Linked DNA regions of Homo sapiens: region 1 is linked to region 2. A link is an interaction called in ENCODE POLR2A ChIA-PET data of the cell type or tissue named here. Cell type or tissue: GM12878. All regions are shown on one strand. Each heading gives the region's core, and the rest is flanking DNA. Links, peaks and the distances in the headings are about the cores only. Region 1 overlaps IL19 (interleukin 19). Region 2 overlaps YOD1 (YOD1 deubiquitinase).

Region 1 (5,386 bases), core at 304-5,303, 210 kb before region 2:
GGAGAAACTTCTTTAGGTTTAAATTTCCCAGTTCTTTTTCTCACCTTTTTTTTTGTTTTATTTTCAAAGCTATACAGAAGTTCACACATATCATTATGATCTAGATATATTTACCAAGACATTTAAACATTTATGTATTCTGTTTTAAAATCCCTATTAGCTTCCCAAATAAAATACCCATCCATCATTATCAGTTTTATATATATATATATATTTGAGATGGAGTCTTGCTCTGTTGCCCAGGCTGGAGTGCAGTGGTGCGGTCTCGGCTCACTGCAAGCTCTGCCTCCCGGGTTCATGCCATTCTCCCGCCTCTGCCTGCCGAGTAGCTGGAATTACAGGTACTGCCACCACGCCAGGCTAATTTTTTGTATTTTTAGTAGAGACGGGGTTTCACCACATTGGCTAGGATGGTCTCGATCTCCTGACCTCGTGATCCGCCCGCCTTGGCCTCCCAAAGTGCTGGGATTACAGGCGTGAGCCACCGCTCCTGGCCTACGTTTCTTTTTTTACAAATTCGTTCTCAGTCATACTTCTTCGTGTTTTATAGTCCTCATAATGATAGGTTCTTTCTCAAATCTAACCAAAATTACTCATATAGATCTAATACATTTCATCTAAATCCTGCAATGGGCCACACATTGCTCAAGTCCATGGAGCCTCATTCCCACAGAAGGCAATAGGCATGGTACCCTCTGGAATTATGCAATTTTTGTATGCGCTCAAGACTCAGTACTTAGGAATGGCCAGGATCCACTCTTTTAAGGGAAGGAAATTGCCCTGGCATCATTATGAAAAATTCATGAGGTTGGAGTGCATGTTAGGCGGGGATAAGGAATTGGAAGACATGAGAGAGTTGTGTCCAGAACATGTCAAACTCAAAGCATTCTCCATTCTGGCTCGCCAATCTTCCCTCACATTCTTTCTGCTTCCCTACTCAACAAGTGGAAAATTGAGCTCTGATATCTCAATGGTGGGTCCATTGGTCCCAGAAGTCCTAATTCTAAGGCAGATGCAACCTTGTGTCTGGAGACCAGATTCATAATTGAATTGCAATCCTGGGAAAGATGCCATTCTATCTCAATCTATATTCTTATTTTTGATATTAGGGGTCAGGCAGCAAGGCTTAAGATGAAGAGAACTTATTTCTTATTGTTCCCCCTTCTTCCTGATTTAGGAGCTCTAAAGGGAATTATAAAATTGATAATAAATGTCATTTTCAAGTTGCTTATTATGCGCCAGGTACTGTGCTGAGGAATTATGTGTAATCACTTCATCTTCATGCTGCGCCTACATGGTGAACGTGCAGTAGGCATGATGTGTACCATTTTACAGATGAGTAAACAGGCACTGAGATTAAGTGGCTTGCCTTCAGTCTGACAGCCATAGAAAGCAGAGCCAGTCAACCCAGCTTCCAGTACCAGCGATTATGGTACACCACATGCTGGAAGAGGAGCTATAAACACATCACTTATTTCCCTTCCCCTGCAAGCTTCCTGATATGACATATCTGCCCTGAAATGAAAGCTAGGTCAGAACATATAGCCTGAGCACAAGGGGTGAATGTGGGGTGAGACTCAGCATGGACAGTGTTGCAAATCCCCTTACATGTGCAGCTGGGCTCTGAGCTGCTATTCTCACATGTGCAGAGGGACTCCGAGCCAGGCAGCTCAGGCCCTGCTGGGAAAACAGCACCCACCTCCCTCCATCCCACCCCTCTGGGGGAAACAAGGGTGGGAGTAGGGGAGATTCCCGAGGTCAAGAGTAGCTCTTTGCACCCTCTCCAAAGGAGCAGAAAGATGTCCATTAGCTCCTAACAAAGGTGTCTTCTCCTTTTCCAGGTGCCTGGCACACAGGATAGAAATACATAATATTTATTAAGGAGTACTTACTATGACACAGGTCCTTTAGCTCATTCAAATCCTCACAGTTTTATTTTACCTATTTTATGGAGCTTCAGAAAGGCTTTAAGTAGCTTTTCCAGTGTCTATAGACCTAATGCATTTCATCCAGACTCTGCAATAGGGCCACATATTGCTCAACTCCATGGAACCTCATTCCCATAGAAGGCAATAGGCATGGTAACCTTTCTGAGCAAGGCAGAGAGGGTACCTGCCTGGCCATACCCTCGTCTTATTTCCTTAATTGTTTTCTTTCTTCTTTAAGATATAGCTGATTAATCATTATTATGAAATGCCTCTTTCTTCTGGGTCTTGACATGCAGCTTCTAGGAAAAATGATAAACTCCCCATCTCCATGCAAATGAGATTTTTTTTGCAATTCTATGTTCATACAGAAAAATCCAAGTTAGGTCACTTTCCTGAGAGCTGTGGCATGCTACCAAGAAGAGAAGGGAGATAAGGAAGAAGAGAAGAGAGTGAACCAGGGTTTAAATCCAGAACTACGTTGTGAACCACTATAGTCTACCACTTCCCTCAACACTTACCATTTTATTATGTCCAAGATGCTGGACCACAAGACATCAAGTCCCTGGGGTTTCTTTCCCTTGCACCTGTCCCGTAAAAGGCCCTGATCTTTCCTGTCCCTTTTCCTTCTCTGCCGGTGCCCTGTGGCCCTCTCTGTCTCCCAAATCTGGCTGCAGGAACAGGGTTTGTACCAGCCCAGTGGGGTCTCATAATTGCACCTCATCCCAAGGTCACTTCATTTGGTTAAAAATAAGCTCCATTTATTCTGGGAGTCTGTGTTTGGGGATGTCAAAAGACAAAATTACAACACATTTAGTTTAAAGATCTTAATTGGCTTTTATTTGCAATTCTAGAATCAGGCAACATCCTATTTTATAAAAATAGAATGAGTGGTCCCATGAGCTGACAGAGGAGAGTGGTTTTGTGGGCAGACAACTGCTAGAGGAAGCAGAAACAGAGAACAAAAAGCAAACTGGTCATTTAAAAGTTACTTTCCTTGTAAAGGTTAGAGCAGAGGAGACTTCCTTATACGCTGGCTAAAACTGGCTTGTTTCAGGATTTGGCTATTATCTTTCTCTCTCCTGATTTCTCAGAAGGTTAGATAAACAGTTTAGTTTCAGCTTGGTGGTGTGGAACTTCATTCAGCATGAGCGACTCCATTTAGGTTTGGCCTATTGGCCTAGTGCAGTAACTCAGTCCAAACCAATTACCCCCTGGAAATTTTATTTAATGGGAAGAAACTGTTTATACCCTATCTTTTCATTGCCCCAAACCTGATCCCTAGAGAACTTCTTGGTAAAGAGTTTATGTAAAAAGGTAATTTAGTTAGAGAGTCTTCTAGCCCAAGAATAAGGATTTCAGGTCCTGGCTCTGCCACTGGCTGATCTTAAACCTCTCTTCTTTCCAGTCTCATTTTCTCTCTCTCTGCATTAATCAAGAATGAGAGAACCCTCCAGGGGACAAGATGAAGGGGAAATAGATGATGTGCAAAGAAATCCTTGCTTTATGAGGGGAAAAAGTGTTCCTCATGAAGTTCAACAAAATGATGCAGGTAAAGCAGTTAGCTAGCACCTGGCACATGGCAGACACTCATAGCTGCCTAAGGCATTGGAGAACTGGATCGTGCTGCAGCCAGAGGCACCTGCAGAGCCTCATGGGCTGGCTGCTGCAGGGTGTGGCTGATTGAGAGTGCTTTTGTGAGTTGGCCTGCAGGGTACACTTGGTAACGTGCCACAGCTCTCAGGAAAGTGACCTAAGTTGGATTTTTCTGCATGGACATAGAATTGCAAAAAATTCTCATTTGCATGGAGATGGGGAGTTTATTTTTCCTAGAAGCTGCATGTCAAGACCCAGAAGAAAGAGGCATTTCATAATAATGATTAATCAGCTATATCTTAAAGAAGAAAGAAAACAATTAAGGAAATACAATACTAAGAAAACAAGGGGAAAAAACAATCTCCCCAAGGTGGATCCACCCAGCAAACCTTGACAGCATTTCCTCTTATCCACCTGAATAAAAATGACCAGCCCTTTCCAAATGGCAGAGAGCACTGAGAGGAGACACAAGGAGCAGCCCGCAAGCACCAAGTGAGAGGTGAGGCTCACGCTGTCCGTCATCAGGGGCTCCTATGCACCGCCATCCTAGCCCTCCTCCTTCACTGCCGCAGGGAGGTGACCTGTTACCATTGTGTATGGCTATGATGTTCCAGATGCTGGGCATTTGGTAGAATGGGAAGGGGTACTCTATAGAAAAGGTGAATTTTCTAGTATCTTATTTTCAACGAGAAGAGATAGAGAGTGGGAAAGAAGGAGTGAAGGAAGGAAAGGTCAAGGATTTAATGTCTTTACTATTGCTTTTTTGTTCCAAGAACTGTGTTGGGCACTTTATAATGTGTTATCATTGTTTAATCCTTTGCAATGTGAAATATCTTTTTAAATGTAAGGAGCATCACTGGTTCAGAAATGGGTTCCTGTCTGTCTGGTGTCAGGGGAGCTACTGGGATCCCAGGCTATGATGTCAGAGGGAAACAATGTTGTAAGTGGGGTGGAGTAGCAGTAAAGACAGCCAGCTCAGGGACTGGCCCGCCTTCTCTCAAACCCTGGCTTGGGCAGGTTACTTCATTTTTTTGGTAAAATGGGAACAGAAACAGAGCCTACTTCATAGGGTGGTTGTGAGCATTAAATGAGAAAATTACGTAAAATTCTTGGGACAGTGCCCAATGCACATGGCACGCAGGATAAATGTTACTTACTACTAATATCTGAATTAGCCAAGATGTCTGGAATTGCCTCACCAAGCTAAGGGAGACATCTTTCTCCTCCACAAAATGCGCAAGTCTCCTGGCATGGGATGAGCAGGCAATATCTGCCTGCTTCTGAGAGTTACCTTGTCAGAAGAAAAACTGCACTCTCTTTCTTGGCTTTCTAGAAGCACCCCAGTAGCGTTCTGAGGAGACAGAGCTCTGGGGGACTCTCTACAAACTTCCCTGGCAATGGGGCCCATCCTTGTTTAGCCAGAAAGAGAGGTTGATAAAAGAGGAAAGGAGCTCTTTGGCTTAATGCCTGCCACGTGGTAAGGTCTTGACATACACCTGTCTATTCCCTGGGAATGATGCCCAGTTAAGGAGAGACAGGCAAAAATGGTTTCTAAACAGGATTTGCTGTTTCTGGCTTTCCAGAGGAGCTGGGAATCCTGAGGAAGGCATGGGGAGTGGGGGCAGCTGGGGTTCACACTCACACGTGTGAGTTACAGCAGCTTTAACTATAGCTCTACAGTCCTCGCAGCTGGCTCCCTGTGTCTTATGCCCTCCTCTCCTCCACGGCCACACACGATACACTTACCTTGGCACACACAGCTGTAAATGGGAGATCTCAGTGGGCACCATGCAAAGTGCATAGCAGAGGGCTGCTCTCGTCACATGTGTTGTCATAAGACATGCGTTAAGGCTAAGCTCTATTTA
Region 2 (5,312 bases), core at 313-5,312:
AGATATAAGATAAGCATAGATACTTACCATCCAGTAAGTATACACTTTGCCAAATACATGTCCTGCTTTGTAGCCTTCGCCACATAACTAAGAGCACAAGCCACTCTTTTTCTAAGCTCTAATGGGATGGTAAAGAGGACAGAAAAAAACTACGTTTTACTTTTTGTAGTTATAACTAGCATTTAAAACAGATTTTTTTTTTTTTTTTTTTTTTGAGACAAGAGTCTCGCTCTGTCGCCTAGGCTGGAGTGCAGTGGCGCTATCTCGGCTCACTGCAAGCTCCGCCTCCCAGGTTCACGCCATTCTCCTGCCTCAACCTCCCAAGTAGCTGGGACTACAGGCGCCCGCCACCACGCCCGGCTACTTTTTGTATTTTTAGTAGAGACAGGGTTTCACCGTGTTAGCCAGGATGGTCTCGATCTCCTGACCTCGTGATCTGCCCTGCCTCGGCCTCCCAAAAAGCTGGGATTACAGGCATGAGCCACCGCGCCTGGCCAGATTTTTTTTTTTTTTTAATTATACTTTAAGTTCTGGGATACATGTGCAGAACGTGCAGTTTTGTTACATAGGTATACATGTGCCATGGTGGTTTGCTGCACCCATGAACCCGTCATCTACATTAGGTATTTCTCCTAATGCTATCCCTCCTCTTACACCCCACCCCACTGACAGGCCCCAATGTGTGATGTTCCCTTCCCTGTGCCCATATGTTCTCATTGTTCAACTCCCACTTATGAGTGAGAACATGCAGTGTTTGGTTTTCTGTTCCTGTGTTAGTTTGCTGAGAATGATGGTTTCCAGCTTCATCCATGTCCCTGCAAAGGACGTGAACTCATTCTTTTCTATGGCTGCATAGTATTCCATGGTGTATATGTGCCACATTTCTTTATCCAATCTATCATTGATGGGCGTTTGGGTTGGTTCCAAGTCTTTGCTATTGTGAACAGTGCTGCAATAAACATATGTGTGCATGTGTCTTTATAGCAGAATGATTTAAATCCTTTTGGTATATACTCAGTAATGGGATTGTTGGGTCAAATGGTATTTCTAGTTCTAGATCCTTGAGGAATCGCCACACTGTTTTCCACAATGGTTGAACTAATTTACACTCCCACCAACAGTGTAACACGTGCCTATTTCTCCACATTCTCTCTAGCATCTGTAAAACAGATTTTAAGATGATAGGGACCTAATGACTTCTAGCACTATTTCTCATGCAAAAGACTACCTCCATTACTAATGTATTTTGATAGCTTTCATTTTCATTCTTGTTAGGTTTTTAATGTAAGTTTACTTTGCAACAATATCTATCCTTTTTTAGTCTGAGTTCTTTCCTCTAGGGCCTCAGAGAATAAATCTAATTCATCTTTTATACATGTCCCAAAATTTGAAGTTAGCTAACATGTCAATCTCTTCTTTTCCCCCTCATTTCTTCAGCCTCCAAGACGGCCATCAAACCTGTTTTTCACCACATTTTACAGGTAAAACCCACATCCAAACCTCCAATGCAACATGACCAACATTAAGACTATTGCGGCCAGGCGCAGTGGCTCACGTCTGTAATTCCAGCACTTGGGGAGGCTGAGGCGGGCAGTTCACGAGGTCAGGAGATCAAGACCATCCTGGCTAACGTGGTGAAACCCCATTCCTACTAAAAATACGAAAAATTAGCTGGGCGTGGTGGTGGGCGCCTGTAGTCCCAGCTACTTGGGAGGCTGAGGCCAGAGAATGGTGTGAACCTGGCAGGCGGAGCTTGCAGTGAGCCGAGATCACCCCACTACGCTGCAGCCTGGGCGACACAGCAACACTCTGTCTCACAAAAAAAAAAAAAAAAAAAAAAAAAAAAAAAAGACTATTGCTTCCTTTTTCCTGCTCTTTCAAGTATTAAAATGCAGCTATTTTTGCAACCTAAGCCATAGTACTCTATTCGGATCAGAATTAGAATTAAGTACCATTGCTTCGTCTTTTGTCAAACCAACTATAAAGCCAGGTTTTCCCTCATGCTGAACTCACATAATGGATTGTTTAGAATTCAAGGGCAGGACTTCACATTTAGGAATATTCAACGTTAGGATTTTTTGGCTTGTTGAGATTTTTGAATTGTCATTCATTGTTCTACAAATCTTCTCTGGATTTACATTATCTGTAAACTTAATAACTGTAAGTGGTGAGTGAAAATGAATTGCATGAGGCTAAGGACATAAAACTGGTATAAGCCATAAGAGATCTCTCGCAAGTTGATTAATGGTTCATTTAAACCACCATGGTGATAGCCACGATTCCCAAACTTTTTTTTTTTTTTTTAAATCATGCATCAGAATCGCCTGGTGGGCTTACTAAAATTGATTGTTGGGTCTCACCAATTTCTGATGTCCTTCTGAGCACTTGCATTTCTAACAAGTTCCCAGGTAATGTGATGACCAACTTTGGGAAGCATTGCTTTATGGGCACAATTAATCATTCAATAAGCTTCCATCACACAACCCAACCGATTCTTTATGAACCTTGTAATGTGAAGTTTGGCTTGACTTATTCTTATGTTGGATGTACACTGACCCCCAGAAATATATTTTATGCTGCTGTACAAACTGATTAGATATTATTATACTTCCACGTCCATAATTTTAAAGCTTTCAATGAGAAAGAATGGGTTAAATAGTTTAGTTTAGTTAGGGAACCTGAACTCTGGCCAATTGTAATAGCCACAGGGTTGCTTCAAATACATGTTTAAATGTTGACATTGCCAAAGATGAAATAAACCCTCCTATAGTGATGTTGCTGTTTTCAAACAGATCTAAGTTCACAAAGATTGCAGTCTATTAGAAAATAAATATTAAGCCTTTCCACACTGACAACTTGTCAGCAACAAATATTGAATTACAACTTGTAGGATTGGATTTAGAAAAAAATTTAGTCAATGAATGGGAATTTCAACCTTTCGTTAAGGAGAAATACCTTAGTTTCTCCTGTCTCATTCATTGAGTCCGCCTAAAGGGTGATATTTGGCAGATTTTGGTACCTTAGTTAAAGATTCGGTAAGCTTTTGATAATATGTATATTGAGTAAAATAGCCGTTCAGTGGCCATATCTGCCCTGATCCCAAAATATACTCAAACAACGTTTTCACTTCATTTATTCCTTTGAAACAAGTCACTTAATACAGCATTTAGATATTTAAAGTCATACACCTCATAAATAAAATCAATGCATCTTAATGACAATGGCAAAATCACATAAGAGTTGTAGAAAATGAAGTTAGACATCTTCCAGGTAGCAGCAGTGTATTACTTCAAAAAATGCTGGCAAATAGGCAAAACATTTTTAAAACAAGAAAACACTGTCCATCTGCATTAAGAAAAAATATTTTCTTATGCTGTTTTGCCCATCCCTACTTTTTCAAGTCATATTCTAAAGCTCTAATTTGACGGTCTTTACTTGTGGTTTTCTTTTTGCGTTAGGAACCTCTGTCTCTACTGCATTAATACAGAAACTATAGGAATATTGTTGTTCTCTAACCCTTTTCACAAACTATTCATATTCATTCTGTATTTAGGCTGAATTCAAATTTTTTTCAAGGAAAAATACTATTCTGCTAAGTACATATTTCCTGTAAACAGCTGGAGTCCTGAATGGCACCAATGTGACTGGAAAACTGACAAAAATTAGGTCCCCTGGTCCTTTAAGTAACTTACGGGCTAATTACATAGCCTATACCAGTTTATAAAGTAGACTCATGTAATCATATTAGAAATTCTGAGCCTAAGATGATCCTTTCTGTTTACCTACAACTTAATCAAATTATATCTTCACCATTCCTAAACTCCTATATGTTGGTTAGTACTTTTAAAAACATATGTATAAAAGGGCATCATGGCAAAATGCTTATAATTCATGGTTTCATACTTTAATGATAAGCTTTTTCACCTATGGCCATGCTACATTCTATGACAAGAAATGGGGAAGAAGGGTTGAGTTGACACAAAGGCATTGCTTTAAAAATGTTTGGAAAAGGGTAATTCATGACTAGGAATGCATCTATTTGACAATCTCTTCTTTATCAGTGGTACTTTGTCTTCTTGGCCCTTTTCTCCCTTCACTCTACCATGAGGGGGTTACCAACCTCCTTTAAATGTGTATGAATCAAGACCTAAATCAGCACCCTACAATTCAACATCAATAATAATTTTAAGTCAAACATTCAAAGCACTGTAAGCAAAATGCTAGATAATTTTGAGAAAAATAAACACTCTCCCACAACCAGGGACACTTAATATTCTTTTTATGTGGAATGAAATGTGCTGAAATACTGTAACATAAGAAAACAGCTTTAGTTTATAAACTAGCTTATTCAAATCAAGTGTTTCACTTTGGACTTAAAATGATGCCACTTGTATATGACACGTTTAAGGCCTCTGACTCAAAAATCAGCTTCCTTATAAGTCTGCTTGGAAACAAGTTTTAAGGATCGAATCTTTTAGAAATTATCAGTCATCTCTGCACTACAAGGACAAATTTGAATACTGCATTGTATAATAATACAAGATATTCACATAATAATAAGTAACATTTTTAATGCTAGGGCACAGACCATGCTCCTAATAGTTACTGAAATTGAGTTCTACTGTTATCAAAACACCAGAATGTTGTGCCAATAGATACACTCTACACTGATGGCAATCTTTGATTAAGAAGAGCTGATGGTTAGTAGCTCAAGAATTGTACTTTAATGTCCTTAATTAGATCCCTAGAGGGCCAACATGTAAACTTTTATTCCATATATATTTTTTAAAGTGCTGCAAACAAATGTGTCTCCACACATGAAAGAACATAATTCTTAGTATGTTTAGGAAGGCCACCTGATTTGTCAAAAAAAAAAAAAAATCACTCTTGCTTAATCTTGCATACTTCCCATTCCATTTTTTTTCCCAAAAAGATGTAAGAAAACTATGTTTAGCTTAGGGCAACTTGCAACACCCACGTTTTAATCCCTCCACAGAAGGAATAAACTAGAGAAGCAAGTTAGGCATGGGCATTTAGGGACACAGACAAATTAGATAGATAACATAATGTTAGTTAATTCCTCATTATTATTTTGCTGGGACTTCATGGAATAATCAAGCGGCATGACTACATTAGTTGTTAAAAACAGGGTCAAACTGACCAGCAGTCAAGCGTCAAGGGTACCACTTGACTATGCTAATTTCATGGGAAACAATGAAGAAATCAACCATGAACCATTAGCAAAAGATGGAACACACTAATGTCTTCACTTGGCTAACACATCACAAAATTTCCAGGTATGTTAAATTTTA

The links. ChIA-PET counts read pairs that join two places held together with the same protein. Peaks named below come from ENCODE experiments on the same cell type or tissue, not always from the same donor. Only the 100,000 strongest peaks of a DNase experiment are listed, where the experiment ranks them.
Region 1: POLR2A ChIA-PET joins it to region 2 with 11 read pairs; 4 of 35 experiments call an interaction of 5 or more read pairs at or near these places.

The regions. Positions count from the first base shown.
Region 1 is chr1:206,830,381-206,835,766 of GRCh38, forward strand. All of the region lies in intron 2 of IL19 (interleukin 19), which reads left to right. Among named protein-coding and RNA genes, the nearest start is that of IL20, 33 kb to the right of the region's middle. RefSeq lists a silencer at 1,387-1,606. In GM12878, for the core only: no CTCF peak of the experiment used is centred there; a DNase peak (open chromatin) is centred at 2,967.
Region 2 is chr1:207,040,732-207,046,043 of GRCh38, forward strand. YOD1 (YOD1 deubiquitinase) reads right to left here. Exons shown (of 2, transcript NM_018566.4): 2 at 3,118-5,312. It also overlaps a transcript of PFKFB2 not described here. Among named protein-coding and RNA genes, the nearest start is that of YOD1, 7.8 kb to the right of the region's middle. In GM12878, for the core only: no CTCF peak of the experiment used is centred there; no DNase peak of the experiment used is centred there.